Linked DNA regions of Homo sapiens: regions 1, 3 and 4 are each linked to region 2. The links are chromatin loops, found by intact Hi-C in ENCODE. Cell type or tissue: PC-9. All regions are shown on one strand. Links, peaks and the distances in the headings refer to the core of each region. The heading gives the core; the rest is flanking DNA.

What was found. Peaks named below come from ENCODE experiments on the same cell type or tissue, not always from the same donor. Only the 100,000 strongest peaks of a DNase experiment are listed, where the experiment ranks them.
Region 1: it touches region 2 in a loop (4-fold over the local background); 22 of 110 quality-filtered maps call a loop at or near these places.
Region 3: it touches region 2 in a loop (15-fold over the local background); 50 of 110 quality-filtered maps call a loop at or near these places.
Region 4: it touches region 2 in a loop (4-fold over the local background); 5 of 110 quality-filtered maps call a loop at or near these places.

The regions. Positions count from the first base shown.
Region 1 is chr12:50,197,932-50,205,364 of GRCh38, forward strand. LIMA1 (LIM domain and actin binding 1) reads right to left here. Exons shown (of 11, transcript NM_016357.5): 6 at 6,621-6,769; 7 at 2,846-2,953. Among named protein-coding and RNA genes, the nearest start is that of MIR1293, 33 kb to the right of the region's middle. In PC-9, for the core only: no CTCF peak of the experiment used is centred there; DNase peaks (open chromatin) are centred at 2,790, 3,150, 4,320, 4,510 and 1 weaker place; H3K4me3 peaks cover 1,526 bases; H3K27ac peaks cover 4,826 bases.
Region 2 is chr12:50,311,627-50,319,059 of GRCh38, forward strand. No RefSeq gene overlaps it. Among named protein-coding and RNA genes, the nearest start is that of LIMA1, 32 kb to the left of the region's middle. In PC-9, for the core only: CTCF peaks have their summits at 3,247, 3,452 and 5,803; no DNase peak of the experiment used is centred there; H3K27ac peaks cover 610 bases.
Region 3 is chr12:50,172,120-50,179,552 of GRCh38, forward strand. LIMA1 (LIM domain and actin binding 1) reads right to left here. Exons shown (of 11, transcript NM_016357.5): 11 at 3,669-5,950. The coding sequence ends at 4,945. Among named protein-coding and RNA genes, the nearest start is that of CERS5, 8.5 kb to the left of the region's middle. In PC-9, for the core only: CTCF peaks have their summits at 3,527 (motif pointing left) and 3,731; a DNase peak (open chromatin) is centred at 3,532.
Region 4 is chr12:50,239,570-50,247,002 of GRCh38, forward strand. The region is part of intron 2 of LIMA1 (LIM domain and actin binding 1); the gene reads right to left. Among named protein-coding and RNA genes, the nearest start is that of MIR1293, 9.1 kb to the left of the region's middle. RefSeq lists a silencer at 7,401-7,433. In PC-9, for the core only: no CTCF peak of the experiment used is centred there; DNase peaks (open chromatin) are centred at 1,842, 2,592, 3,452, 4,142 and 1 weaker place; H3K4me3 peaks cover 1,432 bases; H3K27ac peaks cover 4,674 bases.

The sequences.
Region 1 (7,433 bases), core at 1,540-6,539, 110 kb before region 2:
ATACATGGCATGTGCCTCATGGGCTAATGCCTGAGTCCACTGCTGCAAGGATGTTTGCAATTTATGGGGGATTATATGACCATGTAACACATGACTGCCAAGTATTTTGTCTTGTTATTCCAACATACATTTGTGATGTTTTTATAAAATAAACTATTCTAATATTTTTTTCTGTTCTGGTCTTTGAATCAAATTTTGTAGCCATCAGTTTGAGACCATTTTTCTGTGGGTCTGCTTTGATCCAAGAGTAGTATATCTCATGAGTTCCTGTTAGTATTCTGACAATATACCATCCTACTTTGTAAAGTCTGTTGTAGTCAAATAAGTTTGAGACAGGGTGCAGTGGTTCACACCTGTACTTCCAGTACTTTGGGAGGCTGAGGCTGAGGGGATTGCTTGAAGCCAGAAGTTTGAGACCATTCTGAGAATTATAGCGAGACCCTGTCTATACAAAAAATAAAGATAAAAATAAATTAGCCAGATGTGGTGGTGCACACCTGTAGTCCCAGCCACTTGGGAGGCTGAGGCAGGAAGATCACTTGAGCCCAAGAGTTGGAGGCTACAGTGAGCTATGATCACACTACTACACTCCAGCCTGGGTGACAGAGCAAGACCTCATCTCTAAAAAAATTTAAAAAATACAAATTCCAACTAAGCTTGAGAACTGTTGCTCTTAATCCATTTAATGATCTCCATGTCTTTTGGAAGAATGGCGTCAAGGGTGTCAATAAGTGTAACAGAAGCAATGGCTTTTCTCCTAAGATTAAATCACTGTAATAGATTTGAAAACCCTTTCTCCTCATCTCATTTAACATTCGATTATCATATTGACTGAAAGACTAAAAGAATTGGACAATGGGCAATGGTAGAGAACATGATAATTCCCCTGACATAAATAATGTTACTTATTTCAATTAAGCCATTCATCTAATGATTAATACATAACACACAAATATGATTTGCTTAAAATCTTTCAGTGGCTTTCTCCTGCTGCACCACTACATCCAAACCCTTAAGGGTGACATAAAGATTTACCCTAGCCCTCTCCTTCCACCTGTCTCTCACTGCTGCCTATGTGTACCTCATGCTCCAGCCAAGTCAGCAAACCTGTAATTCTGGCCAAGCACGGTGGCTTACAGCTGTAATCCCTCACTTTGGGAGGCCAAGGCGGGTGGATCACGTGAGGTCAGGAGTTCAAGACCAGCCTGGCCAACATGGTGAAACCCCATCTCTACTAAAAATACAAACAATTAGCCAGGCATGGTGGCACGTACCCGGAATCACAGTTACTTGGGAGGCTGCGGCAGGAGAATTGCTTGAACCTGGGAGATGGAGGTTGTAGTGAGCTGAGATCACGCCACTGCACTCCAGCCTGGGTGACAGAGCGAGACTCCATCTCCAAACAAACAAACAATCCCTGTAATTCCTCAGCCATCATCTCTGGTTTCCAAATCTCTGTTGTATCTGCCTGGAATAGCCTTCTATTTCTAACTCAACCTTCCCCTCATTCACTTGGCCTACTTCCACACGTTCTTCAAGACTCAGCTCAGACATCACCTTCTTGAGGAAGTCAGGTTAAATATCTTTGCTCTGGGCTTCTGTGGTCCTGTATACCCCTCTCACAGCCTCACAGCACCTATCATACATTTTTATGATAGCTGACCTCTTATTAATCTCTCCTCTACTCTGTTTTCTTGCACATAAAGACCACATGGAATGGTTTGTCAATAAGTTTTTAAGCTTATTATTTCCTATGCTTACTTAGCATAGTGACTGCCTTTCAAAATAATATGAGTGGAAGAGTAAGATTTTCTTGCACAAAATGTGTTAAATGTATACTTAAATTAAGAATATATGAGTATCTGAAGATAATCTCTAATCAAATATATTTTTATTTTATTTTTGTAAATTATTCTTCCCAGGAGCATGGAATCAAGTTGCCCTGAATCTATGCTCTCCCAAATAGATTTTTTTTTTTTGAGATGGAGTTTCGCTCTTGTTGCTTAGGCTGGAGTGCAGTGGTGTGACCTCAGCCCACTGCAACATCCGCCTCCTGGGTTCAAGCGATTCAACTGTCTCAGCCTCCTGAGTATCTGGGATTACAGGCATGCACCACCATGCCCGGCTAATTTTTTGTATTTTTATTAGAGACGGGGTTTCTCCATGTTGGTCAGGCTTGTCTCGAACTCTCGACCTCAGATGATCTGCCTGCCTTGGCCTCCCAAAGTGCTGGGATTACAGGCGTGAGCCACCACACTCGGCCCGAATAGATTTTTATTTTATTTATTTATTTTTGAGACAGAGTCTTGCTCTGTCGCCCAGGCTGGAGTGCAGTGCACTCAGCTCACTGCAACCTCCACCTCCTGGGATCAAGCGATTCTCCTGCCACAGCCTCCCGAGCAGCTGGGATTACAGGCATGCACCCCCACACCCGGCTTTTTATATTTTTAGTAGAGATGGGGTTTCACCCTGTGGGCTAGGCTGGTCTCGAACTCCTGACCTCAGGTGATCCACCTGCCTCACCCTCCCAAAGTGCTGGGATTACAGGCGTGAGCCACTGTGCCCAGCCTCCAAATAGATTTTAAAAAATCACTTCAGCTCTTTGCCTTCTGAGCATCTGCTGAGCAAAATAATTTTCCAATGAAGGCTCATTATTTGGTCAGCTATAAGTTGCAGAGCTACTCAACTGAAATTATGTGACCTGCAAAAATGGCAATCTGTCCTGGCAGCTGTTACCAAATTCCCAGACACTCTACAGCCTAGAGTTAGAGTTGTTTCTAATTTCAAGCATCTAATTTAGAACACATGCTTCCTTGGCAACTGGACATCAGACTTTTCAACCTACCTTTTCCCCTTCCTGATGGGTGATGCAGACCTCAGGACCTGGGGGCACATTCTCCTTTTGCTCCATTTTATGAATTTTGATTTCGCCACCACTGGCTTTCAGCTCATTCTACAAAATAAAAATAACTGTAAAAATTTTTTTAAAGTCCCATCATTCTGTTCTCTTCATAGCACATCTATTAGATAAACTTGGAATGTTAAAAAATTCTTCTAAGAAGCCTCGGGTCAAATCAACCCCCTAACTCTCACAAGCAAAACCCACTGACTAGTGAAATGACAAAAGCAGCTTTGTGGACACATACCTCAGAGTTAAATATCTGTATGCTAGTGTAAAACTGGATTGCTCATTAGAATACAGACACATCAACACAGGCACACAGAACACCCCAAGCATACAACATTCTTGTGATTCACTCTTCTAGCAGCAGAGCTTGTGGTAATGCAAAGCTTGTGAGTTTTATCAGAAAAGACCATTCTGGAGCAGGGGAAAGGAGATGCCAAGTGCCAATAATAGAAAATATACTGACCATACATATATAAATGCCCGGCCTGGAAAGAGAGACAGGGATGATGTATACATATAAAAACTGAAATTATATTTAATGATACCATAAAGAAACCTTTTTGGTGGGACTTTCAAAAAGCATGTTTTTCCATATACAATTCATATATTGTACTAAAGACATAATTTATTTTACTTCTCAAAACAGAGCCTCAACATAAAAGAACATGCATTTTATTGTCATAAGGAATAAGGATAATTGCATTTTTTTCCTTGCAAAGGACACTGGGGTGAATATTACAATTAACTCATCTATTACATCTAAAATCAACATAGAACCTGGGTGCAGTGGCTCACGCCTGTAATCCCAGCACTTTGGGAAGCTGAGGCGGGTGGATCGCCTGAGGTCAGGAGTTCAAGACCAGCCTGGCGAACATGGTGAAATCCTGTCTCTACTAAAAATACAAAAAATTAGCCACGTGTGGTGGTGCACACTTGTAATCCCAGTTACTTGGGAGGCTGAGGCAGGAGAATCGCTTGAATCAGGGAGGCAGAGGTTGCAGTGAGCCGAGATCACGCCACTGCACTCCAGCCTGGGGAACAAGAGTGAAACTCCATCTCAAAATAAAAAAATAAAATAAAATAAAATAAACATAGAGGTCGATGACTATAGACATTTCCCACCATTAGTCTGCTAATAATGTAGTAATCTAGTACTTTTCTGTTCTCTGTGAATCTTTAGGCATGGGAGGAAACAATTTATGGCCACCAGGTCAATGAAAGGAATGTGAGTATGACTTAGTCACCTAGTGATGGTATTCTAGATTACGACCCACAGCACCGGAGGTGCATCTGTGAGGAGGAGCTGGCAGCTAGCACTGCAGAACATTATATAGCCCAACAACTCATTCCTGACCCCATCTCAAAGCCCCACCTCCAGAACTGCTGCCAGAGAGTATGTATGTGCCTTGTTACAACCATATTCTGTAAGGGGCCTGGGAAATTCTTTGGGGATGAGACAAAATGTACTTTTTACAAGAATTCCCAAAGAGTTTTCAACTCTTAAAATCTCCAGAGCAGGAGAACTGTAATGCAGAAATGGTTAGGAGTTAAAAAAAAAAAGTTACTCAACAGGTTTCCCCACATAGGGAGTCACCTGGTGGGAATGTTTACAGCAGGAGGGCACTGAGAAGCAGTAAAATCTGGTAACAAGAGGAAGTTCAGCTTCGCAGATCCCAATTTGCTGTATCTCCTGACCTGCCTTCTAAGGGAAGTCTAAATTTGCTCGCTTTTCACATTCACGGTGCATAATCAGCCTGTGATACTCCACTTTGCTAATTGATTTACACACATCATCTCTTCTTAAAACATAAAGTTGTTAAAATTACAGTTAAAAAACCAAGATGAAATTATTCATTGCCCAGAGAATTAGTCCACCAAATATTATTAGAGAATGTATACTTAATAATGTGGGGAAGAGAAGGCTTAACTCCCAGAATACTCATTATGGTTTCCAATATGCACCAATTTCGATCTGCCTAAGAACAAATAAAATTCAATATTGTTCTTTTTGATTTTGTTAGACAATTAGGACATCAAGAGATTAATGGTTTGTAATTTGAAATCTTAGAACAAATGCTTGAAGGATACAAAAATATGTGTGTGTACATTTGTATCTATGTGTGTGTATACATATATATGTGAATAAATGGCATTTGAAAGGTAACTTCCTTTTTTTTTTTTTTTTTTTGAGATGGAGTCTCACCCTGTCACCCAGGCTGGAGTACAGTGGTGTGATCTCAGCTCACTGTAACCTCCATCTCCTAGGTTCAAGTGATTCTCCTGCCTCAGCCTCCCTAGTAGCTGGGATTACAGGTGTGTGCCACTACACCTGGCTAATTTTTTTTTTGTATTTTTAGTAGAGACGGGATTTCACCATGTTGGCCAGGCTGGTTCTGAACTCCTGACTTCAAATGACCCACCCACCTCAGGCTCCCAAAGTGTTGGGATTACGGTGTGAGCTCCTGCGCCTGGCTATAAGGTAACTTCAATTTAGCAGTTCTGTAGCATCAGCTTACCCGTTAAGCACAGGACAACGTAAAGGGGAAGGACCCTCCATTGTATTTTGAATACCAATCTTTTTTTTTTTTCCTGGAGACGGAGTCTTGCTGTGTCGCCCAGGCTGGAGTGTAGTGGCGCAATCTTGCCTCACTGCAACCTCTGCCTCCTGGGTTCCAGCGATTCTCCTGCCTCAGCCTCCCAAGTAGCTGGGATTACAGGTGCCTGCCACCATGCTGGCTAATTTTTGTATTTTTAGTAGAGATGGGGTTTCACCACGTTAGCCAAGCTGGTCTTGAACTCCTGACCTCAGGCAATCTGCCCACCTCGGCCTCCCAAAGTGCTGGGATTACAGGTGTGAGCCATCACACCCAGCTGAATATCAAAATTTTCATGCTTACTGAGCACGTCACCTTCTTGTGATCTCTCCCTTTTCCTTATCTACTATTCTACTTCTTTAGGAAAACAGTACATCGTAAGGATTAAAGATTAAGTAGAAGATCTACTGTATGACTCCTTCATATGAAATTTCCAAAATAGGCAGATACATAAAGACAGGAAGTAGCTAAGTGGTTGCCAGGGGATGAGAGCAGGGGAAGTTGGGAGTGACTACACAGGTATGAAGTTTCTTTTCAGGGTGATGGAAAGGTTCTGGAATTAAACAGTGGTAATGGTTGTACAACCTTGTGAATATGCTAAGTATCACAAGATTGTATACTTTAAAATGGTGATTTTATATTATGTGAGTTATATCTCAGTAAAAAATCACAAAAAAAACCCTCGTTAATGAACACAGCTGATATTTCTCTCCAGTCTTCTTCTTTCTTCCCTCAAAAGCCAAAATAAGCTCTTCAGTCTTCTTCCTTCTTCCCTCAACAACCAAGATAAAATAAGAGTTATATTAAAACTAATAAAATACTACTTCTTTAACAACACAAAGATTAAGTAGAAGAGCCAGGGAAACTCTCAATGATACTCACTGGTAACATCACAAAAAAAGTGAGTGGGGTGGGAACCAGGACTAAGAAAGCAAAGTCAGGATTAGACCATGGTAAGAACTGCAAATCCAGCGAGGGTAGGGTTCATGTGAAAAGAGAACAGCTAGGGGACCAGGGCTCAGATACAAGGGTCTGGTGACATTTCCTAATTCCAGTACTCAGTGACCATCTGCTGGATGATGGAATGAATGAATGAATGAATGATGCAGAACACATACTGTATAGTTGGTTGAGCTGCTTTGTTTGGACACAGCTGCCTGGTACTTGGCCATTCGATCCTTTATAGAGGTTTCTGAGAGGCGTGGAAGTTCCAGATTTCGTCTACTCTCATTTTTCTCCGAGTCAAATGTAGAAGATGACAACTGACCTGGAAGCATCCAAATAACATGTTTTATTTTATTTCTGAGATGGGGTCTCACTCTATCACCCAGGCTGAAGTGCAGTGGCACGATCATAGCTCACTACAGCCTCGAACTCCTGAGCTCAAGATATCCTCCCGCCTCAGCCTCCCAAAGCGCTGGAATTATAGGTGTAAACCACCGTGACTGGCCAACATGTTTTATTAGAAGATAAAAGTGATTCAAATAATTTCAAAATTCTAAATTTTGGGTTATTTTTATCTAATGGCCAATATCTTCTGTTAAAAGCACGAAGAAGAAAATCAGGAATATAATTGTCATTTATAAAGTAATATTCACTCACTTTCTTAGCATTAAAAGAACCTTACCATAATTGAGGATTGCATATTTTATTTTTTGAGACAGGGTCTCACTCTGTCACCCAGGCTAGAGTATGGGGCAGTGGTACAATCATAGCTCACTGCAGCTTTGAAGTCTTGGGCTCAAATGATCCAACCACCTCAGTTTCCCAAGTAGCAGTGACTTCAAGGATGCACCACCACGCTGGGCTTTTTTTTTTTTTTTCTGTAGAGATAGGTCTATGTTGCCCAGGCTGGTCTCAAACTCCTGGATTTAAGTGGTCCTCCTGTCTCAGCCTCCCTAAGTGCTGAGATTATAGGTCTGAGCCACCAT
Region 2 (7,433 bases), core at 1,189-6,188:
AGGATATATCTTAGAGTTAACCAATTTGGGTTTATTTTATTTGATGCATGGTTTGCTCTTCCAGTATGTAGAGTCATGTCTTCTCCCACCTCCACCCAAAGTGTTAATTGAATTATAGTTGTAAATATTAATTCTATTCCATTACTTTTGTTTTCTTCTTCATGGCATCCAGAAATACATATGTTGGATCTGGTTTGATTATTTTATCACTTTGTTTTCAATCTTTTTAATCTTTTTAATTTTTCTTGGCCTTTCTTATTTCCACACTCTATATCTCACATTATATATTTGGTCCTTACTATTCTTTTTGTTGATTGAGGTCACATTCTCTGGGACGCAGATTCTAAGACAGAGACATGTACACATTTGGAATCGACAGTTGTGACAAAGTGAAAGGAGGAGGATTGGACAAGAGTAACAGCTGAACTGTAATCAGTGATGTGCTAGTAAATAGTTAACAACTGGCTCTTGGGGGAGGAAAGCTTTGATTTGTAACATTTGACAATTTCCAGTGTATAAATATGTCTTTCTTTTTTTTGAGATGGAGTTTCACTCTTTTGCCCAGGCTAGAGTGAAGTGGCGTGATCTTGGCTCACTGCAACCTCTGCCCCCCACGTTCAAGAGATTCTCTGGCCTCTGCCTCCATACAGGCACCCGCCACCAGGCCCAGCTAATTTTTTTTGTATTTTTAGTAGAGACAGGGTTTCACCATGTTGGCCAGGCTGATCTCAAACTCCTGACCTCAAGTGATCCACCCGCCTCGGCCTCCCAAAGGGCTGGGATTACAGGCGTGAGTCACCGCGCCCAATCAGTGTGTAAATATTTATATCATGGCTAACTGAAAATTGGCAACATGATGTTACTGAACATGGAGCTGGAAAGAAATGCATAGTAGCTAATCCCAGCACTTTGGGAGGCCAAGGCAGGTGGATCACCTGAGCTCAGGAGTTTCAGACCAGCCTGAACAACATGGCGAGACCCTCTCTCTACAAAAAAAATAAAAAAATTTGGCCTGGCGCGGTGGCTCATGCCTGTAATCCCAGCACTTTGGGAGGCCGAGGCAGGCAGATCACTTGAGGTCAGGAGTTTGAGACCAGCCTGGCCAACACGGTGAAACCCCATCTCCATTAAAAATACAAACATTAGCTGGGCGTGATGGTGCCCGTCTGTAATCCCAGCTACTTGGGAGGCTGAGGCAGGAGAATCGCTTGAACCTGGGAGGCAGAGGTTGCAGTGAGCTGAGATTGCGCCACTGCACTCCAGCCTGGGCATCAGAGTGAGACTCCATCTCAAAAAATAAATAAATAAAATTTAAAAAATAAAATAAAATAATTAGCCGGGCATGGTAGTGCCTGCCTATAGTCCCAGCTACTTGGGAGCCTGAGATGGGAGGATTGCTTGAGCCTGGGAGGAGGGGATTGCGTGAGCCATGATTGTGCCACTGCACTCTATCCTGGGCAACAAAGCAAGAACCCATCTCAAAATAAAATAAAATAAAATAAAATAAAAATGCATAGTAGCACCCCTTCAGGTATATATAGACAATCTCTAAAGAACAGATAATAGTACATGTAGTAAAATAATTAGAAAGTAATATGTATTGAGTGTTTATTACCTTGGTTTTGAATATTATTTAGTTTTAAGTATATGTAATTTAAGTTTTAATAATGGCTGTGTTTAACAACCTGCTTGCAAAATTCCTAAAACCGTAACAATTGGTTCTCACAAGCCAGTAGGAGCCAGTTCCAGCACACCGCTGACCATGATGCAGTTGCAATAAAGATCTCAGCCAATCCCGTGGGGAGCTTTCAAGTCAGAATCCCCTGTCAGAGTTGTCTCACCCTGAGGCAAGGGCTTCTATATCTTGGCATGGACCTGTCACTACATGCAGATGGATCTTTGGGACAGGGTGTTGCCTTGGGTGGAGGGATTCCCTTTGAGTCCCAGAGAAGGATTCAGCCACCATTACCAGCAACTTGAAGTATGAGTGCTCCAGTCCCGAAGTGGGTATTTAGGGAACATACCATAGCATCCACTACACTTATGTATCCTGTAGTTTGTCTTGGTTTCTGTTTTGGGATAGTATTTTTTTCTGGTATAGTTTCACCTGTCATAACTTATGATTCTTGTTTCTGTGGGGTTTTGTTCTTACTGTAACTTTGTATGGATACTGAATTTTTTTGTTGGTTTGTTTTCCTTTTTTTTTTTTTTGAGACAGAGTCTTGCTCTGTCACCCAGGCTGGAGTGCAGTGGTGCAATCTCAGCTCACTGCAACCTTCACCTCCCAGGTTCAAGCGATTCTCCTGCCTCAGCCTCCTGAGTAGCTGGGATTACAGGTGTGTGTTGCCACACCAGGATGATTTTTTTGTATTTTTTTGTAGAGATGGAGTTTCAACATGTTGGCCAGGCTGGTCTCAAACTCCTGACCTCAGGTGATCCACTGGCCTCAGCCTCCCAAAGCACTGGGATTAGAGGCGTGAGCCACCACGCCCGGCCGGGATACTGAATTTTGGTTGTGATTATTATTCATATTTGAGTTTATTTATTATTTGTTTATTTCTGAGACAGTCTTGCTCTGTCACCCAGGCTGGAGTGCAGTGGCAGCGATCTTGGCTCACTGCAACCTCCATCTCTCGGTTCAGGCGATTCTCATGCCTCAGCCTCCCAAGTAGCTGGGATTACAGGCACCCGCTACCACACTTGGCTAATTTTGTATTTTTAGTAGAGACAGGGTTTCACCATGTTGGCCAGGCTGGTCTGAAACTCCTGGCCTCAAGTGATCCTCCCACCTGGGCCTCCCAAAGTGCTAGGATTACAGGTGTACGCCACCATGCCTGGCCTCGTATTTGAATATGTTGGATTTTTCTGGACCAGCTTTTTTTTTTTTGAGACAGAGTTTCACTCTTGTTGCCCAGGCTGGAGTGCAATGGTGTGATCTTGGCTCACTGCAACCTCCGCCTCCCGGGTTCAAGGGATTCTCCTGCCTCAGCCTCCCCAGTAGCTGGGATTACAGGCATGCACCACCACGCCCAGCTAATTTTGTATTTTTAGTGGAGATGGGGTTTCTCCATGTTGGTCAGGCTGGTCTCGAACTCCCATCCTCAGGTGATCCCCCCCAACCTCTGCCTCCCAAAGTGCTGGGATTACAAGCTTGAGCCACTGCACCCAGCCTGGACCAGCTTTTAATAGATGGATCTTTAGAAGAGAATGTGTTTTGAGGGTCTTTCCTGGTTTGGTTTTTTAGCTCAAGAGCTCCCTCTCCTGTTGTCATAGTGTGCCTTTCTTGTAGTCAAACTCTCTGATTTTCCTAGTGTTTTTTTCAGTGGGATACTTATTACCAGGAATATTTATTTTATTTTCCAAAGTGCCTCTTTATCCCGAATGACACACTTTCGCAAGACTGCCACTGTTGTTCCTATGAATTCTCCAAGCCTTATGACTCCTGTTGCCAGTGCTGATACGCCAGGTTTCAGACCAGTTCTTGGCTGTTCCCACTAAGGGTCGGGCACCTTTTTCTGGGAGTGAAACTTGTTGATGTTATCAGGTTCCATTAATGTTTAAGACCCTCCATATTCCCTACTCTTTCAAGCAGCTCCAGTGATGTCTACACACTTGTGGGGGTTCTGGCTGGTTTCCAGGGTATTTTTTCCAACTTGTATGTATATTGCGGATTGTAGCAATCTTTTTTGCTGGTCAATATATGTTGTAGGAATTTTTATTTGCTGTCCTTTTTGCTCTGTATAGTTTTTAGGAAGAGATTGGGACGAGTCACCGGAACCCAGAAGGTGTATTTCTTTCTTTCTTTTTTTTTTTTTTTTGAAACTGAGTCTCACTCTGTCACCCAGGCTGGAGTGCAGTGGCACAATCTCGGCTCACTGCCACCTCTCCCTCCCAGATTCAAGCCATTCTCCTGGCTCAGCCTCCCAAGTAGCTGGGATTATAGGCGTGTGACACCACACCCGGCTAATTTTGTGTTTTTAGTAGAGACGGGTTTTCATCATGTTGGCCAGGCTGGTCTGGAACTCCTGATCTCAGGTGATCTGCCTGCCTTGGCTTCCCAAAGTGGTGGGATTACAGGCGTGAGTCACCACACTTGGCCTTTCTATTTAATATGTATAAATAGTATTGTGCTTTAAATATCCTTTTTTCTTTTCCTTTTTTTTTTTTTTTTTTTTTTAAGACAGGGCCTTGCTCTATCACCCAGGCTGGAGTGCATTGGTACAATCATGGCTGACTGCAATCCCCTCTTCACAGGCTCAAGTGATCCTTTCACCTCAGCCTGCCAAATAGCTGGGATTTCAGGCAAGCGCCACCAAGTCCGGCTTAGTTTTTTTATTTTTTGTAAAGACAGGATCTCGCCACGTTATCCAGGCTGGTCTCGAACTCCTGGACTCAAACGGCCTCCCAAAGTGCTGGGATTATAGGCGTGAACCACCGCGCCCAGCCTGTTTTCATTTAGCATTTGTGTTTACATCTGTGCTCCATATGTACACCTAGTTTGTTACTTTTAGTTGTTACATTTCTCTCACAGTTTGCATCCACCTATTTTAGGTACCCATTCTTGGTTGGTTAAAACACTTGGGCTGGCCGGATGCGGTGGCTCACACCTGTAATGCCAGCACTTTGGGAGGCTGAAGTGGGCAGATTACAATGTCAGGAGTTCGAGACCAGCCTGACCAACATGGCGAAACCCTGTCTCTACTAAAAATACAAAAATACAAAAATCCTCCTCACTTGAGGCCAGGAGTTGGTGCACGCCTGTAAACCCAGCTACTCAGGAGGCTGAGGCAGGAGAATCACTTGAACCCAGGAGGCGGAGGTTGCAGTGAGCCAAGATCACGCCACTGCACTCCAGCCTGAGCGACAGAGTGACACTCTGTCTCAAAAAAAAAAAAAAAAGACAACCGGGCACAGTGGCTTATGCCTGTAATCCCAGCACTTTGGGAGGCCGAGGTGGGCGGATCATGAGGTCAGGAGATGGAGACCATCCTGACTAATGTGGTGAAACCCCGTCTCTCTAAAAATACAAAAAATTAGCCAGGCATGGTGGCACGTGCCTGTAGTCCCAGCTGTTTGGGAGGCTGAGACAGGAGAATCACTTGAACCTGGGAGGTGGAGGTTGCAGTGAGCAGAGATCACACCACTGCACTCCAGCCTGGGCAACAGAGTGAGACTTCGTCTCAAAAAAAAAAAAACCAAAAAACAAAAACAAAACAAAAAACACTTGGGCTGGGCCAGGCACGGTGGCTCACACCTGTAATCCCAGCACTTTGGGAGGCTGAGGTGGGTGGATCACTTGAGCCCAGGACTTTGAGACCAGCCTGGGCAACATGGTGAAATACTGTCTCCACAAAAAAATAAAAAAATTAGCCCAGTGTGCTTGTGCATGCCTGTAGTCCCAGCTATTCAAGAGGCTGAGGTGGGAGGATCGCCAGGAGGTCAAGGCTGCAGTGAGCCGAAACTGTGCCATTGCACTCCAGCCTGGGAGACAGAGCGAGACCCTCTTTCAAAAAACAAACAAACAAACAAACAAACAAACAAACAAAAAACACCTGGGTTGCTTCCACTTCCCTGCTATCATTGGGAGAGCTGGATAAACGCTTGTATGTGTTACTGTGGTAAGCCACATGACAATTTTTCTAGGACATATACCCAGGAGATGGGATCTTGGGGTGACAGAGCACACACACACACACACACACTTAACTTTACCAAGCACATCCAGAGTATTTCCAGAACAATTAAGATAGTTTACAGTTCCTTTTGCAGTGCACAAGAGGTCAGTCTCCTCCCAAATTCATGCTAAGATTTGGTATTAACCACCTCTTAAATTTGCCATGCTAGTAAATAATTCATTAACTTTCAGCCTTAAATTTTGTATTTTGGTATCTTGTTTAAGAAACCTTTCCTCATGCTCTCATGCTAAGTCACAAACATATTATACTTTTTTTACCCATGGATAAGAATTCATTATCTTCCATTAGCTTTGTGGTTTACTTTTTCCTTTATATATATTTTTAAATTTAATTTTTTTCTTTTTAAGAGAGATGGGGTCTCACCATGTTTACCAGGCTGGTCTCAAACTCCTGGGTTCAAGTGATCCTTCCCTTTCAGCCTCCCAAAGTGTTGGGATTACAGGCTCACGCCACTGTGCCCCTCTGTTTCTTTATATCTTTTTTCTTTTTTTTTTTTTTTGAGATGGAGTTTCACTCATGTTGCCCAGGCTGGAGTTCAATGGCATGATGTCGGCTCACTGCAACCTCTGCCTCCTGGGTTCAAGCGATTCTCCTGCCTCAGCCTCCAGAGTAGCTGGGATTACAGGCACCTGCCACCACACCCAGCTAATTTTTTGTATTTTTAGTAGAGACGGGGTTTCATCATGTTGGCCAGGCTGGTCTCCAACTCCGGACCTCAGGTGATTTGTCTGCCTCGGCCTCCAAAATTGCTGGGATTACAGGTGTGAGCCACCGTGCCTGGCCTGGTTCTTTATAGCTTTAATCCATCTGAAATTCACCTTTAGTGTGAGGTAAGGCTCTAACTTAATTTTCTTCATATTACAAACCAGTTTTATCAACATAATTTCTTTTCTTTTTTCTTTTTTTTGCAACAGAGTCATGCTCTATCACCCAGGCTAGAGTGCAGTGGCACGATCTTGGCTCACTGCAACCTCTGCCTCCCGGATCCTCAAGCCTCAGCCTCTCAAGTAGCTGAGATTACAGGCATGAGCCACCACACCCAGCTAATTTTTGTGTTTTTAGTGGAGATGGGGTTTCACCATGTTGGCCAGGCTGGTCTTGAACTCCTGACCTCAGGCGATCCACCTGCCTTGGCCTCCCAAAGTTCTGGGATTACAGGCATGAGCCACTGCACCCGGCCTATCCACATAATTTCTAAACAATCTGGCTTTTTGTCATAAAGACGCCTTTGCCACCTTTATGATGCCACCTTTTTCATGTGAAGTTCTATGTATCATGGATCTATCCTGAATTTTCTATCTGTTCCATTGGTTTATTTGTCCTTGTGTCTATCTCACTGGGTTTTAAAAAATTTCTATAGTGTGTTAGGTCTTAATAGTTGTTATTATCACCCCCCTGTTTTTTGTTGTTGTTGTTGTTTTTGAGACAGAGTCTCACTCTATTGCCCAGGCTGGAATGTAATGGCACGATCTCAGTTCACTGCAACCTCAGCCTCCTGAGTAGCTGGGATTCCAGGCACATACCACCATGCCCGGCTAATTTTTGTATTTTTAGTAGAGTCACCATGTTGGCCAGGCTGGTCTCGAACTCCTGACCTCATGATCCGCCTGTCTCAGCCTCCCAAAGTGCTGGGATTACAGGTGTGAGCCACCACACCTGGCCTATTATTCCCCTTTTAACCTCCTTTTTTGAAATTGACTTATCTTTTCATTGACTACTTTTCCGTAATCACTTTAG
Region 3 (7,433 bases), core at 1,102-6,101, 140 kb before region 2:
GGTGGCTCGCGCCTGTAATCCCAGCACTTTGGGAGGCTGAGGCAGGCGGATCACCTGAGGTCAGGAGTTCAAGACCAGCCTGGTCAACATGGCAAAAATCCACCTGTACAAAAATATAAAAATTAGCTGGGCATGGTGGCAGGTGCCTGTAGTTCCAGCTACTCGGGAGGCTAAGGCAGGAGAATCGCTTGAACCCGGGAGACGGAGGTTGCAGTGACCCGATTGTGCCACTGCACTCCAGCCTGGGCAACAAATGGAGACTCCATCTCAAAAAAAAAAAAAAAAAAAAAAAGAAAAGATATATTTTAAAAGGAAGTAATAAACCCAGCCCCATGGGATTTTCAATCAGCATCTCAAGGAACAGAGGACATACTAACTTAGCATACAGGAACCACCAGTACACAATGATCTTGGTCTGAGACCCTATTCATGATTTTTTTTTTTTTTTTTTTTTGAGATGGAGTCTTGCTCTGTCACCCAGGCTGGAGTGCAGTGGCGCCATCTCAGCTCACTGCAACCTCTGCCTCCCGGGTTCAAGCAATTCTCCTGCCTCAGCCTCCCAAGTAGCTGGGATTACAGGTGCACGCCACTACATCTGGCTAATTTTTGTATTTTTAGTAGAGACGGGGTTTCGCCGTGTTGGCCAGGCTGGTCTCCAACTCCTGACCTCAGGTGATCTGCCCACCTTGGCCTCCCAAAGTGCTGGGATTACAGGCATGAGCTACTGTGCCTGGCCCCTGTTCATGATTCTATCCCCAGAAAAATGAGCATGTACCAATTCCCAGTCTCTTGGCTGTTGGGAAACATTGCTAATGAAATATGTAATGCAAAGCAAATTTACTTTCACCTTGCCCAAGAGTGATCCAGCAAGTCACTGGAACCAAGCTGGCCTTGTAGCAGTCATGAGCAGAGCCTCCTTAACCATCATAAGTCCCAAGCTGGCCCCTTTTTCTGCTTTACCAACAGAAAAGCTGTCATCACCCTATAGTCACCAGTGATATACCAGGTCCAAACAAGGTAGCCTTCATTTAGAGAGCTAAAAGAACAAATGATTAATGCTTTTTCTGTTTGGCTGCTTTTGTTTTCTAAGAATGTTCAGTGTTATCTGGTCATTCTTTTGGCTAGGACATCCTTTCTTTATATTGACTCTGGAGCTATTCCTTGTTCCTACTCTGTGTACCCATGATACGTCTATATCTTAGCCCTTGAAAGGCATAGAAAAGAGTTTTTTTGTTTTTTTTTTTAGATGGAGTCTCACTCTGTTGCCTAGGCTGGAGTGCAGTGGTGCAATCTCGGCTCACTGCAGCCTCCACATCCTGGGTTCAAGTGATTCTCCTGCCTCAGCCTCCTGAGTAGCTGGGACTATAGGCACGTACCACCATGCCCAGCTAATTTTTGTATTTTTAGTAGAGATGGGGTTTCACCATGCTGACCAGGCTGGCCTTGAACTCCTGAGCTTGTGATCCACCTACCTCAGCCTCCCAAAGTGCTGGGATTACAGGTGTGAGCCACCGCACCCAGTCAAAAAGAATTCTTCTGAGGGTAATCTCAGTCCCCAAGGGGTGGCCCACTCAACTGATATCCACAGGTACTTAAACTTTTTTGTATAAAGTCAGTGCATAATGTGAGTACCATGTGGATGGATTATAGTAAAACGCAAGTCACAGAAGTTCAAGCCAGGATTGGATATTTTATATCAGTGGGAGCTTTTGGATTAACGTGAATATGGATTTTTTTTTTTTTTTTTTTGAGATGGAGTTTTGCTCTTGTTGCCCAGGCTGGAGTGCAATGGCATGATCTTGGCTCACCGCAACCTTTGCCTTCCAGGTTCAAGCGATTCTCCTGCCTCAGCCTCTCTAGTACCTGGGATTACAGGCACCTGCCACCATGCCCGGCTAATTTTGTATTTTTAGTAGAGACGCGGTTTCTCCATGTTGGTCACGCTGGTCTGGAACTCCCAACCTCAGGTTATCCTCCCGCCTCTGCCTCCCAAAGTGCTGGAATTACAGGCATGAGCCACCACACCCGGCTTTTTATTTTTTTGAGACGGAGTTTCGTCGTTGTTGCGCAGGCTGGAGTGCTATGGTGTGATGTCCGCTCACTGCAACCTCTGCCTCCCGGGTTCAAGCGATTCTCCTGCCTCACCCTCCTGAGTAGCTTGGATTACAGGCATGTGCCACCACGCCCGGCTAATTTTGTATTTTTAGTAGAGATGGGTTTTCTCCATGTTGGCCAGGCTGGTCTCCAACTCCTGACCTCAGGTGATCCGCCCGCCTCGGCCTCCCAAAGTGCTGGGATTACAGGCATGAGCCACTGCGCCCGGTCTGAACATGGATCTTTAAATGACTCAGTGGGGGCAAGAGCAGAAAGTAGTATCCTACCAACCACTCAGAAAACCAGGCAAGACTCTAGAAAACACAGGGATCCTGGAAAATGTAACAGATGACTCAAAAAGCATGCCTTAACTCTCCAAGGAAATCCACATTTCAACCCTACCAATTAAAAAGAAAGCCTGAACAATTGGAACAGTTGCCTCTACAGGCAAGGATATCAATCAATCAAAAATGCATCTGCCCACTTGGTGTGAACAGTGATTTTTTTTTTTGAGACGAAGTCTAGCTCTGTCGCCCAGGCTGGAGTGCGGTGGCGCGATCTTGTCTCACTGCAAGCTCCGCCTCCCGGGTTCACGCCATTCTCCTGCCTCAGCCTCCCAGGTAGCTGGGATTACAGGCGCCCGCCACCACGCCCGGCTAATTTTTTGTATTTTTAGTAGAGATGGGGTTTCACCATGTAAGCCAGGATGGTCTTGATCTCCTGACCTCGTGATCCGCCCGCCTCGGCCTCCCAAAGTGCTGGGATTACAGGCGTGAGCCACTGCACCCGGCCAAACATTGATCTTAAAACAGCAACAACAACAAAAAAAAAAAAAAAAAAAAAGAAAAGAAAAAAAAGAAAAAAGCGCCAGGCACGGTGGCTTACACCTTACGTAATCCCAGCACTTTGGAAAGCCGAGGTGGGTGGTTCACGAGGTCAGGAGTTTGAGACCAGCCTGGCCAACATGGTGAAACCCTGAGTCTACTGAAAATACAAAAATTAGCCGGGCGTGGTGTCAGGCGCCTGTAATCCCAGCTACTCAGGAGGTCTGAGGCAGGAGAATCACTTGAACCGGGGAGGCGGAGGTTGAAGTGAGCCGAGATGGTGCCACTGTACTGTAGCCTGGGCGACAGAGCAAGACTCGGTCTACAAAAAAAAAAAAAAAAAAAAAGCATCTGCCTAAAGTGAAAAACAAGTCCATTTTCAGCAGAGACATTTGGAAATCCATTCAGCATGCTAGGCATAATTGTAAGGTGAATTATTCAATGTTGAGTGTTATAAACAATAAAAACCACCACTAGATTTCGAATTGGTAAAATACCTCATTTTGAATGCACACATTAATTCTCTTGCCAAGTTGCCTGCAATTTTCCAGAAAAATTTGTCTTCCTTCAGGGAGGATTGAAATCCAAGATCAGCCCAACACTACCATCTAGTGGTGAGATGTATTGATAATGCTTCTATTCAACTAAAACTTAAAAAAGTGGTACCATTTTTTTCTTCCCAAACTGCAAAAGTAGATCCTGAGAGACAGTAATAACGTAAGAAAATAATGGAAGAGAAACATTGAAAAGTTCAAATTTTAATTAAAATCTTTATTGAATAAAAATGTTTCAGACTAGGTAAGACTAAGAAAGCAGAATGTTTTACATCTCTAAAAAATATTAAAGCTAAATCTCTATAAATGCAGTACAAAGAAAAGCCTACAGCTTAAGACACCTCTCCCTCCCATCCATACAATTTGGAATATCAACTGTGTACAACAAATGTACTCAAGTTTATAATGTCCCCAAACCTTAAGACTAGAAAATCATCCCAAGAAAAAGGCCTATAGTTGGTTTAATTTCACCCTGAGAATACTGTGATAAAAATCAATATATTTCAGAGCTAGTAAGTATTTAAAAATTAGTGTCTCAAAAAGGGGACATCATAAGGGAAATACAGGGTTTAGAGGTCTGAGCTCAAGTGGTGTAAGACAGTTCTTTCTTCTTCCTCCTTTAAACTCTTCACTTTGCTCTAACACGGAAGATGGGGGACAGTGATCCCGAAGGTATTACTAAAATATTGCAGCTTTCAGTAATTATGAGAAGCACAGATATCACCAGAAAAGAAAGCAATCATTTGGAGTACAGTAAATTCACTGGCAGATACAAAAGCTTATTTGGGAGACAGCAGATCTCTCTAAGCACCGAAGAGTGTAGGTTGGTTTTTCAATTGCCTCAAAAAGTGCTCTGTTGTATTATACCTCAGGACGTCGAGTTCAGGATGTAGTTTAGAGAGCAGGACATAAAGTAGTAAATTCCTCATATATATCACAGCAAGAAAATTAACCTAAAAAATTTAAAGACTAAATAATCTCTTAACAGGTAAATACTAAAAAATTAAATTGGTATTCATTTAAAAATATACAAACTGTGCCCTTTATACTAAAGTGCATTCAGTCGTAATGTTTAAGCCCCTAAATTCCTTCTGTATGTTCTCTAATTCCAAAATAGTGTGTAACAATATACTACTAATCATCTGTCTACCTTAATATTGCCTTTTGGGAATACAGTAGAATCTGGGCTATTATCAGGTGGAATATTTCCCCAGTTACAAGCCTTACAGCACTTATGCATATCATCACTGCTAAAATGAAGAATTTAAGTAAAGTTATCTCTAGTATTTAGAATGTGTTTTTTGTGTTTTTTTGTTTTGTTTTTGATTTTAAGAAGGAATTCTTTTCCAAAGTTACTTCCAAGTAAATTACATTTCATGCTGGGATACCTGCTTATGTGCATCACATTTTGACAAAGGGCAGTGGCTCGCTAACACTAACATGAATTTAAGGCCCAGCATCATTGCAATTTGTCACTCTTCATCCTCATCCTCATCATAATACCGATTTCTCTTTATCTGTTCTTCCACAGAGAGCTCTTTGACCACTTCTCCCTCCCAGAGTTCCACATCCTGGGATTTCTGATTCTGAGTAGTGAATTCTTCAGCAAAGGTGTTGTCTACAAAACTCGACCAATTCAGAGACTTGGGTTCTTGTGGAGATTGTTGTTTGAGGAAGCTGTTATCATCTTCATCGGAGTCTGCACCATTTTCTACAAGATTCTCATTCTCCATCTCCAAACTATGACCTTCCTTACTTCTCTTCCCTGTCTCTCCTTTAGATTCTTTGTTTTGCCAGGTTGTTTTTCCCACATTCCCATTCTTCTTAGAAGCCTTGGCATTTTCCACTTGTTTCCTTTCTGCAACTCTTCCACCCACAGACTCTTCACTCTGCTCTGACATGCTCCAGCCTTTCCTGATAGGTGGGGACACAGTTTTTGGGCTCTTGACAGAGGTGCTTTGAAATGAAGCTGCTACAGTGAATGGGCGGCTTCTTTCCTTCAGTGAAGAAGATCGTCTTAGCTTCTTCAGATCTAGATCGACATCCTCAGGAACTTCGGGCTTGCTGATTTCGTCTTCAGGAGGCCATTTGGGCTTTGACATTTTGATCCCTTCCTCCAAGGCACTTCCTGAACTTCCAAGTTCAGTGGGGGGTGGCCAGGCGATCCTCAGCTTCTTGGTTTCAGCTGGCTTGTCTTCCTTCTCCTGCTGAGAGGAGGCCTTGGCTTCCATACTTGCAGCCAGGACACCCACCTTAGCAATAGGGGCATCTTCTACCCCTGGGCTGTGAGGGGTCTCCCTTGCATTTGCAAGCTGGGCTGGTCTCTCCAAAATCTCTTCGTTTTCATTTTTGCTTGCCCATAGATCCTTGTGTGGTCTGTGCCCAAAGCCTTCATCATAGTTGCCCTTAGATTTAAAGAGTTGATTGAAGTGAGGCTTACAATAGATTCTTCCATGTAAAGATGCATATGTTCCTAGACTGTCATTAAAAGAAAAAAAGCATAAACTTAGCAAATCTTCACATTCTCACTTATACCAGGAGGCTAAAATCTGGCAATTCCAGTATTTTCAGAAGATGCCAAGTAAGAAAAAGATCTTTAAAAGCCCTTCAGTGACCAGGAATTCCTTACCCCCATTTTAGCACATTTGTTTTCTTATCATAACACAAAGCACGGGTTGGGTGCAGTGGCTCATGCCTGTAATCCCAGCGCTTTGGGAGGCCAGGGTGAGAGGATCGCTTGAGCCCAGGAGTTTGAGACCAGCCCGGCCAACATAGTGAGAATTCATCTCTACAAAAAATTTAAAAATTAGCTGGGTGTGGTGGCACATGCCTGTAGTCTCAGCTACTTGGGAAGCTGAAGTGGGAGAATCACTTGAACCCGGGAGGCAGAGGTTGCAGTGAGCTGAGATTGTGCCACTGTGATAGAGCGAGACTGTCTTAAAAAAAAAAAAAAAGAAAAAAAAACCAACAGTAATAGAAACTTTAAATCATTCTGAGCCTTGAGAGGAATGTGGCTATGCAACCTGGGTCACACAGCATGTAGCTGCAACTCTTTCTTTTCACTATAAATTATGAAGACCAAAGGGCACCAGAGATAAGACCCCCTCAGATCACTATCCCTTCTTTGCGAGTGATAATCTTCCTTGGAATGTACCAATCTGTACCCAATCAAATCACTGTGGTATATGCACTGGTCTTATATGAAAAATGTCATAATCTTTGCTAAAATTTCTGTGTAAGTGAAACTAACTTTCTCCACTTTGGAATGCTGACCCCATTCATTTGGAGTCAGTGTTTCTGGGTAGCCATCATCAAGCTTTTGTGCTTGAATTAACTCTATTCTTAACGGTATATAAATACATATATATATATATATTTTTTTTTTCTTTTTCTTTTCTTTTTTTGAGAGAATCTCGCTCTGTCGCCCAGGCTGGAGTGCAGTTGCACAATCTTGGCTCACTGCAACCTCCGCCTCCCAAGTTTAAGCAATTCTCCTGCCTCAGCCTCCTGAGTAGCTGGGATTACAGGAGTGCGCCACCACGCCTGGCTAATTTTTGTATTGTTTTGTTTTGTTAGAGTCTCGCTCTGTCGCCAGGCTGGAGTGCAGTGGCATGATCTCAGCTCACTGCAACCTCTGCCTCCTGGGTTCAAGCGATTCTCCTACCTCAGCCTCCTGAGTAGTTGGGACTACAGGTGTGTGCCACCATGCACGGCAAATTTTTGTATTTTTAGTAGAGACGGGGTTTCACCATGTTGGCCAGGATAGTCTCGATCTCTTGACCTCGTGATCTGCCCGCCTCGGCCTCCCAAAGGGCTGGGATTACAGGCGTGAGCCACCACGCCCAGCCATTTTTGTTTTTTTTTGAGACAGAGTCTCGCTCTGTCACCCAGGCTGGAGTGCAGTGACACGATCTCAGCTCACTGCAAGCTCCGCCTCCCAGGTTCACGCCATTCTCCTGCC
Region 4 (7,433 bases), core at 1,327-6,326, 72 kb before region 2:
GAGGAAGTTGCAGTGAGCCAAGATAGCACCACCACACTCCAGCCTGGGTGATAAAGCGAGACTCTGTCTCAAAAAACAAACAAAAAACCATCACATTGGACCCCATACATATGTAAAATTATTCTTTGTCAGCTAAAAACAAATGGATGAGTACGATGGCTCAAGCCTGTGATCCCAGCACTTTGGGAGGCCAAGGCAGGCCAATCACTTGAGCCCGGGAGTTTGAGAAAAGCCTAGGCAACATGGCGAGACCCCATCTCTTAAAAAAAAAATAACTAGCAGGGCTTGGTGGCATGCGCCTGTAGTCCCAGTTACTCAGGAAGCTGAGGTGGGAGGATCACCTGAGCCCAGGAATTTGAGGATGCAGTGTGCCGTGATGGCGCCACTGCACTCCAGCCTGGGCAACAGAGTGAGACTCTATCTCAAAATAACATAACATAACATAACATAACATAACATAACATAACATAACATAACATAACATAACATAAAATAAAAAATTTTTAAAAGGAGCGCCTCACTGAGAAAATGACCTGTAGGCTGAGATGTGAAGTTTGACCAGATGAAGTTAGCCAGACAAAAGGAAGGGAGGAAAGCATACCAGGAACAGAAAAACACCATGCATAAAGGCCTCAAGGCAAGAAAGTGTCTCATGTATATAGGGTGCACAAAGAACTCTAGTGTTGCAGAAGCTCACTGAGAGGGGAAAGGGCAGGCAATGAGGCGGGAGGCAGGGATGGGCCATGCAGGTAATGCTAAGGACTTTGAATTTAATGGTAGGATGGTCACTGATTCAATTCGTGTTTTTAAAGAGTGCTCTGGAGTGTGGAGAATGGACTGGAGGGGCTGAGAATGGAGGTGGCATTAATGAGAGATAATGCTGGCTGGGCTGCAGAGATAATGGCACTAGAGATAAAGAAAAGTGAATAGATTTGAGATATATTTCGAGAAAGAATCAGTAGGGTAGTAATCAGATGGGGAAGAGAGAATGATTCCTAGGTTTCTGGCAGCTGAGTCAATGGAAGTAATGCTTCCTGGGACGAGGAATTGTGAAAGAAGAGCAAATTTGGAAACGGGGAAGATCAAGAGTTCAATGCTAGCCATGTTAACTAAAACATCCATTTGGTGGTAGCAGTGATGAGATGCATGTGTCCGGAGCTCAGAAGAAAGCTCTGAGCTAGTTGTATGCATTTAGAACTTGCGTGCCCATGGATGGTATTAAAGCCACAGGAGTAGATGACATCTGCAAGCAGTGTGTAGTGTGAGAAGATGCCTGGAACTCAGTCCTGGAGACTCGAACATTTCAGCAGTCAGAACAAATGATAAGAGAGACTGACAAGGAAGAGAGAGAGAGGGAGGAAGAAAATGATGAGACTGCCAGAGAAGCCAAGAGAAGCAAAAATGTGGGAGGGAAAAAGTGGTGAGAGTTCATGTAAGATAAAGGCCAAGAAACATCCCTTTGATTTAGCAACATGGAAGTGTTTGGTAATCTTGACAATCCTCTCTCATTATAATTAATTCACCCATATTCCTTTAATGGGCATTTGGATTGTTTCCAGTTTTTCACCATTGCAAATAACGCTTTGGGGAATGTCCTTTTACGTATATTTTTCCCACTTGTACTAATATATCTGTCTAAGAGATTCCCTAAAAGTGAGAATTCAGGGATACAGTGGATTGTAGCTATTATAAAAAGGAACTTAGAACTGGCCTTGAACTTGCGTTTCCACACCCCTTGGATAATCATCTACAGTATATTACAGCAATAATACAATATATGAAAACTAGAACCAATTGGCAGACAGGTTTATATTTAGCCAACTGTTCTCCAAGGCAAGGTATTTACATTGTGGTTAGTTGAGTAAATAAGCTCAGAGGTTCCCTTCCCTTTAGTGTCTAATAGAAACATAGATTAAAAAAAAATCAAAATAGTTCCCATCTTTAGCCTTGTCCTTTTAGCATGGAGGCATCTGTAAGACCAGGTGTATACACCAAAGGCTGTCTTTAATCCTGTTCTCAAACCCCTACTCAAATATCTCCACCTTTTATTTGTAATGAAGTTCCTGCTAAATAGTAGATAACAGGGAGAAAGGCTCTACACCACCTCTTTCTTCCAAGTTAGATCCCTGGTACTTTTATATTTTGTACTCTTAGATTGCCACAAGACTGAGGCTCAATACTTCTGAATTCCGTGTTCAGGCCTCAGACTTTTCTCAGAGGCCCTTACAGCAACTAGCATTCTTCTGACACAAAATGTGAAGGACACAAAATGGGGGCACCATTTTGAAGATCCAAATTTGAGAAAATAAAACATTTACAATAAAATTTCTGTAATTAAAATTTTGTTCCTCTTTCCTTCCCAGATTTTTTTTTTTTTTTTTTTTTTTTTTTTTTTTTTTTTTTGCGGTCCAGCCTCCTTTTCTTTACATAAGGAATTTAATCTTGCAACAGCTCACTAATGCTCAGCTGTGGGGCAGGCAGCTGATGGAGGACGCTAAAATTATCTGGGGAGTAATAACAGTGTCTCAAATTTTTCTAGGGCCAGAAAACAGAGTTCCTGAGCCATGACTCTTGCTTGTATGCCCTCAAATAGAGCAAAGGGAATGCTGAGCCAAAAAGGGAAAACAGAAACTCCCAAGGTTTAAGCAATGTATTTTCTTCTGGAAAAATTTCACCACTAAAATGTTACAGAGAAGCGAAAGAAGAGGAAGTTAACCAGGCTGACTTGAAGGTCAATTTTTTTCTTATTGAAGGAAGAATAGTCACAGAAAACTAAATATGAACGCTCTTTGTTTTTTTTTTTTAAGATAGGTTCTCACTCTGTCACCCAGGCTGGAAGGCAGTGGTGCAATCATAGTTCACTGCAGCCTTGAGCTTCTGGACTCAAGTGATCCTCTCTACCCGGCCTCCTCCTGTTTCCTGGAACTAGGAATGGGTAAAGTTATAACAAAAACAGGAGAAGCTGTGATAAGGTAGAGGCATGCTGGCAGGGGGTTAGGTTAGGGATCTTCATGCTGTGATCATCAATTCTACCATCTTGGTGTATGACCTTCAGTCATAATTGCTAATCCTCAAGCTCCTAATCTGTCAAAGGAATAGGGCAAATGCTAGCCAGACCAGTGGTTTCAAGCTCTGCTAGCTGCAGAACCCTCTCTTCAAATGCTGTCTTACGCAGAACCTAACCTTTACAAGGGATCAAAGCAGGATTGCTGGAATGGAAAATCTAAAGAGCTGGGCCTGGGATCTGGGACTGGGATCTGGGCCTGGGATCTGGGCTTGGGTTTAGCCCTTAGGGTGTTCCAGTTGTTGGAGAACTGGCCCTGAGATTCCTCTGAAGACTTCAATTAAGATAGTTTAAAAACTACCAGGCTAGATTCTCTTTAATTCCAAAAATGTATGAGTCAAACAAATTCCACCCAAAGAGTCAACTGTTATCAAATGAAGGATCATATTATGCTGAAGTCAGTGGTGAGTGAAACCAAAGCTAGCTATTCAAATGGATGTATCAATAGGAACTTCTTACCTCAAATTTAACGACTGTTATAGAGGCTTAGTCAGAGAAATAAGCCTGCAGCTATAAAGGACCATGGGACACAAGCTCTGATGCTAGAAAAAGTACTCTTCTATACATATAAACACAAAATGCACTGTTAACAATTAGAAAGTAAAGCTGACTTATCTACAAACATCAGCTAGATTAAGCTTCCTCCAAACAACAATTTCATATTAATCTCTGATCAGAGACCTCCTAAGTTTTCCTACTGTTTTTAGCTAGGCTTGTATAGGACTCACTATTTGCAAACCCCATAAATATAAAGCCACTAGGTGTTGGAAACAGACATTAGTATATGCTTTGTGGAAAATAGTCCTGTAGTCTACAGCCATACCACCCTCAACGCGCCTGATCTCAACTGATCTCGGAAAATAGTCCTGCAGTCTTCTTTGGGAAGCTGCAGTGAGTGAACCTTACAAACCTTAAGTAATATTAGCAACGTGTTTCCACTGAGTATAAAACCTAGAACAGAAATCCAGGCTGATTCCCTGGTTTTCACTCCTTTCAGTATATACCACCACCTGTCCTACTTCTATGCCTTTACCTCCTGTTGCTCCCCTTCCTCTGGAATGTCTTCAGCATTCTCCAAGCCTACCAAATAACTCTATTCATCTTTCCAAACCAGTTCCATGTGTTAAGCACATCAGAAGAAAAATATGTGACAGGAACAAACTCAAATATTAACTTCAGCAGGTTACTTCCTTTACCTCAGTTTTCTCAACTATAAAAGAGGGGTAAAGCCCCTTCCTCATATAGTTTTTGTTAGGATTCAAAATAGTATATATTTTATATATTTCTTTTTTTTTTTCTGAGACGGAGTCTCACTCTGTTGCCCAGGCTGGAGTGCAGTGGCATGATCTTGGCTCACCACAACCTCCGCCTCCCAGGCTCCAGTGATTCTTCCACCTCAGCCTCCCAAGTAGCTGGGATTACAGGCACGCACCACCACCGCCCAGCTAAATTTTTGTATTTTTTTGTATTATTATTATTTTTTGAGACAGAGTCTCGCTCTGTAGCCCAGGCTGGAGTGCAGTGGCGTGATCTCGGCTCACTGCAACCTCCGCCCCCCAGGTCCCAGTTAAGCAATTCTCCTGCCTCAGCCTCCCGAGTAGCTGGGATTACAGGCATGGGCCACGATGCCCAGCTAATTTTTGTATTTTTTAGTAGAGATAGGGTTTCACCACGTTGGCCAGGCTGGTCTTGAACTCCTGACCTCGTGATCTGCCCGCCTCAGCCTCCCAAAGTACTGGGATTACAGGTGTGAGCCATTGCGCCCAGCCATTTTTTTGTATTTTTAGTAGAGATGGGGTTTCACCATGTTGGGCAGGCTTGTCTTGAACTCCTGACCTCAAATGATCCACCTGCCATGGCCTCCCAAAGTGCTGAGATTACAGGCATGAGCCAGCGTGCCCAGCCAAAATAGTATGTGTTTCTATCAAGGGTCTAGCATGGTGCCTGGCACACTGATTGTAATTAATGGGTTCAGGATTGACAGTTTTGCAATCCTTTCAGCCTTCATGGAGAAAAGACAGTGAACCCAGTATACCATGAGAAGGACCTGTGAGATCCCTCTGCACTTTCTCTCTGCAAGATTAAGAAGGCCCTAAAGATGAAGCCTTTTCCAACCTCTTAACTCTCCTTAGTGCTACTATAGGACCCAAATCCTAATGAGAACTGGCTGGGCTGGACAATGACAGAATAGAGTGGTGAGAAAGGCACTGGGGAAGAGGTGAGAGCCTCACTGAAGTGACTGAGCTGGGCAAGGAAGAAAGTGAGGCCAGGAAGGGGACTGACATCCAGGGCTGGGTGTCCTGGTGAGGTCAAAACACAGGGTCACTGGGAATAAGAGTTAAACAAGTGGAAAAACAGAAGGCTCCAATCAAACAGTAGGTTCTCCAAATGCATCATTTCAGAGAAGGATTCTGAGTGATAGGTTGAGACGGGAGGCAGAGGCATGGGAGACAACATGCAGGTTGCAGAAACAGGGAAGATCAAGAAATTATGAGTCCAGGTTGGGCACAGTGGTTCACACCTGTAATCCCAGCACTTTGGGAGGCTGAGGCAGGAGGATCGCTTGAATCCAGGAGTTCAAGACCAGCCTGGGCAACATAGTGAGACGCTGTCTTTACAAAAATAAAAAATTAGACGGGCATGGTGGTGCATGCCTGTGGTCCCAGCTACTTGGGAGGCTGAGGCAGGAGGACTGCTTGAGCCTGGGAGGTCGAGTCTGCAGTGAACCATAATTGCACCACTGCACTCTAGCCTGGGCGACAGAGTATGACCCTGTCTCAAAAAAAAAAAAAAAAGAGAGAGAGAGAAAAAGAAAAGAAATTATGAGCCCAAAGTATCAGACAGGTCACTGATGTGGACCCAGTGATCCTTTAATGAGGACACCATTGGTGCCAATGGCCCTGGGGGACATTTAGACACATGTGTTAGAATCTTGTTGGGTTTTCTCCCCTATCACTTTTTTTTTTCTTTTTTGGTTGTCACAATGTCATGGGTTCATTTAGAGGAGGGCATGATGATGAATACCCTGCATGGGGAAGATCTGCCTTACCCCAAATGCTACAGCACCCCCAGTGAGAAACACTAAAAAAAAAAAATGATGCTAGAAGCCAGCGTCCCCTGGAGGCTGGCACGCCACTGCAATGAAGGGGAGGATAACAGTGCATTATAGTTAGATGTGAGCCTGAAAGCACATGTCTAGAACTTCAGAAGCAGGCATGAGAAACAATGAATGGGAAACATTATTGGAGATATAGAAGAGTAGCAACCCTGGCCCCCAAAATATTTCAGGGAAGCATGTGCAGAAGGAGCAGGCAGCCAGGCCGGGCGTGGTGGCTCACGCCTGTAATCCCAGCACTTTGGGAGGTCGAGGTGGGCAGATCATGAGGTCAGGAGTTCAAGACCAGCCTGACCAATATGATGAAATCCCATCTCTACTAAAAATACAAAAATTAGCCGGGCATGGTGACATGTGCCTGTAATCCCAGCTACTCGGGAGGCTGAGGCAGGAGAATCGCTTGAACCCAGGAGGCGGAGGTTGCAGTGAGCTGAGATTGCACTATTGCACTCCAGTCTGGGTGACAGAGTGAGACTCCATCTCAAAAAAAAAAAAAAAAAAAGAAAGAGCAGGCAGCCACTGCTCAAACACAGAATGCATGTCATGCATGTCAAGGGAAAGCCAAGTTTAGTTAAAGACAGGTGGGGCTAAGGAGGGTGAAAAGGGTAAGAACGTGGAGAAGTTTCTGTGCAGGACAGGGAGTTTCCAAGTCCCATAATCACATCTCAACACCGTCTGATATCCTTCCCTTTCTCTCTATTCCTGTTCCCCCTTGACCCCCAACAGCTTTCACTTGGGTTCCCAAGAGAGCCTCATAAATTGTCTCCATGTTACCAATCTCTCACCTTTCTAATATAGCTTTACACTGTTGCCAGAAGGCTTTTTCTAAAATACCGGTCTGATCATGTCACTCTCCCCACATGAAAACCAATTGCGTTCCCTGGTTTTCTTACTAAATCCTAACCTTAGCAGAGCATCCGAGGTCTTCCATCTGGCCCTAAATGAATTACACCAGTTCCTTCTCCCTTCTGTATTTTTCCATGGCAGACTGCTTGCTTTCCTATTCCCTTTATTCGTGTTCAGCTTCCATAATCCTTTGCTTCAATCTCCTATCTTAGACTCGACTCATTCCACTTCAAGCTCACTGCTTTGACTCCACAAGTCCATCCCTTCCACTACCAGTGCTTCTTAAACTTCCCTGAAGGTAAAAATTACCTGGGATACTTGTTAAAAACATAATTTCCTGGACTCTATCCACACATACTGAATCAGAATATAGGATGATTTTAAAACATGTCCAGGCCAGGCACAGTG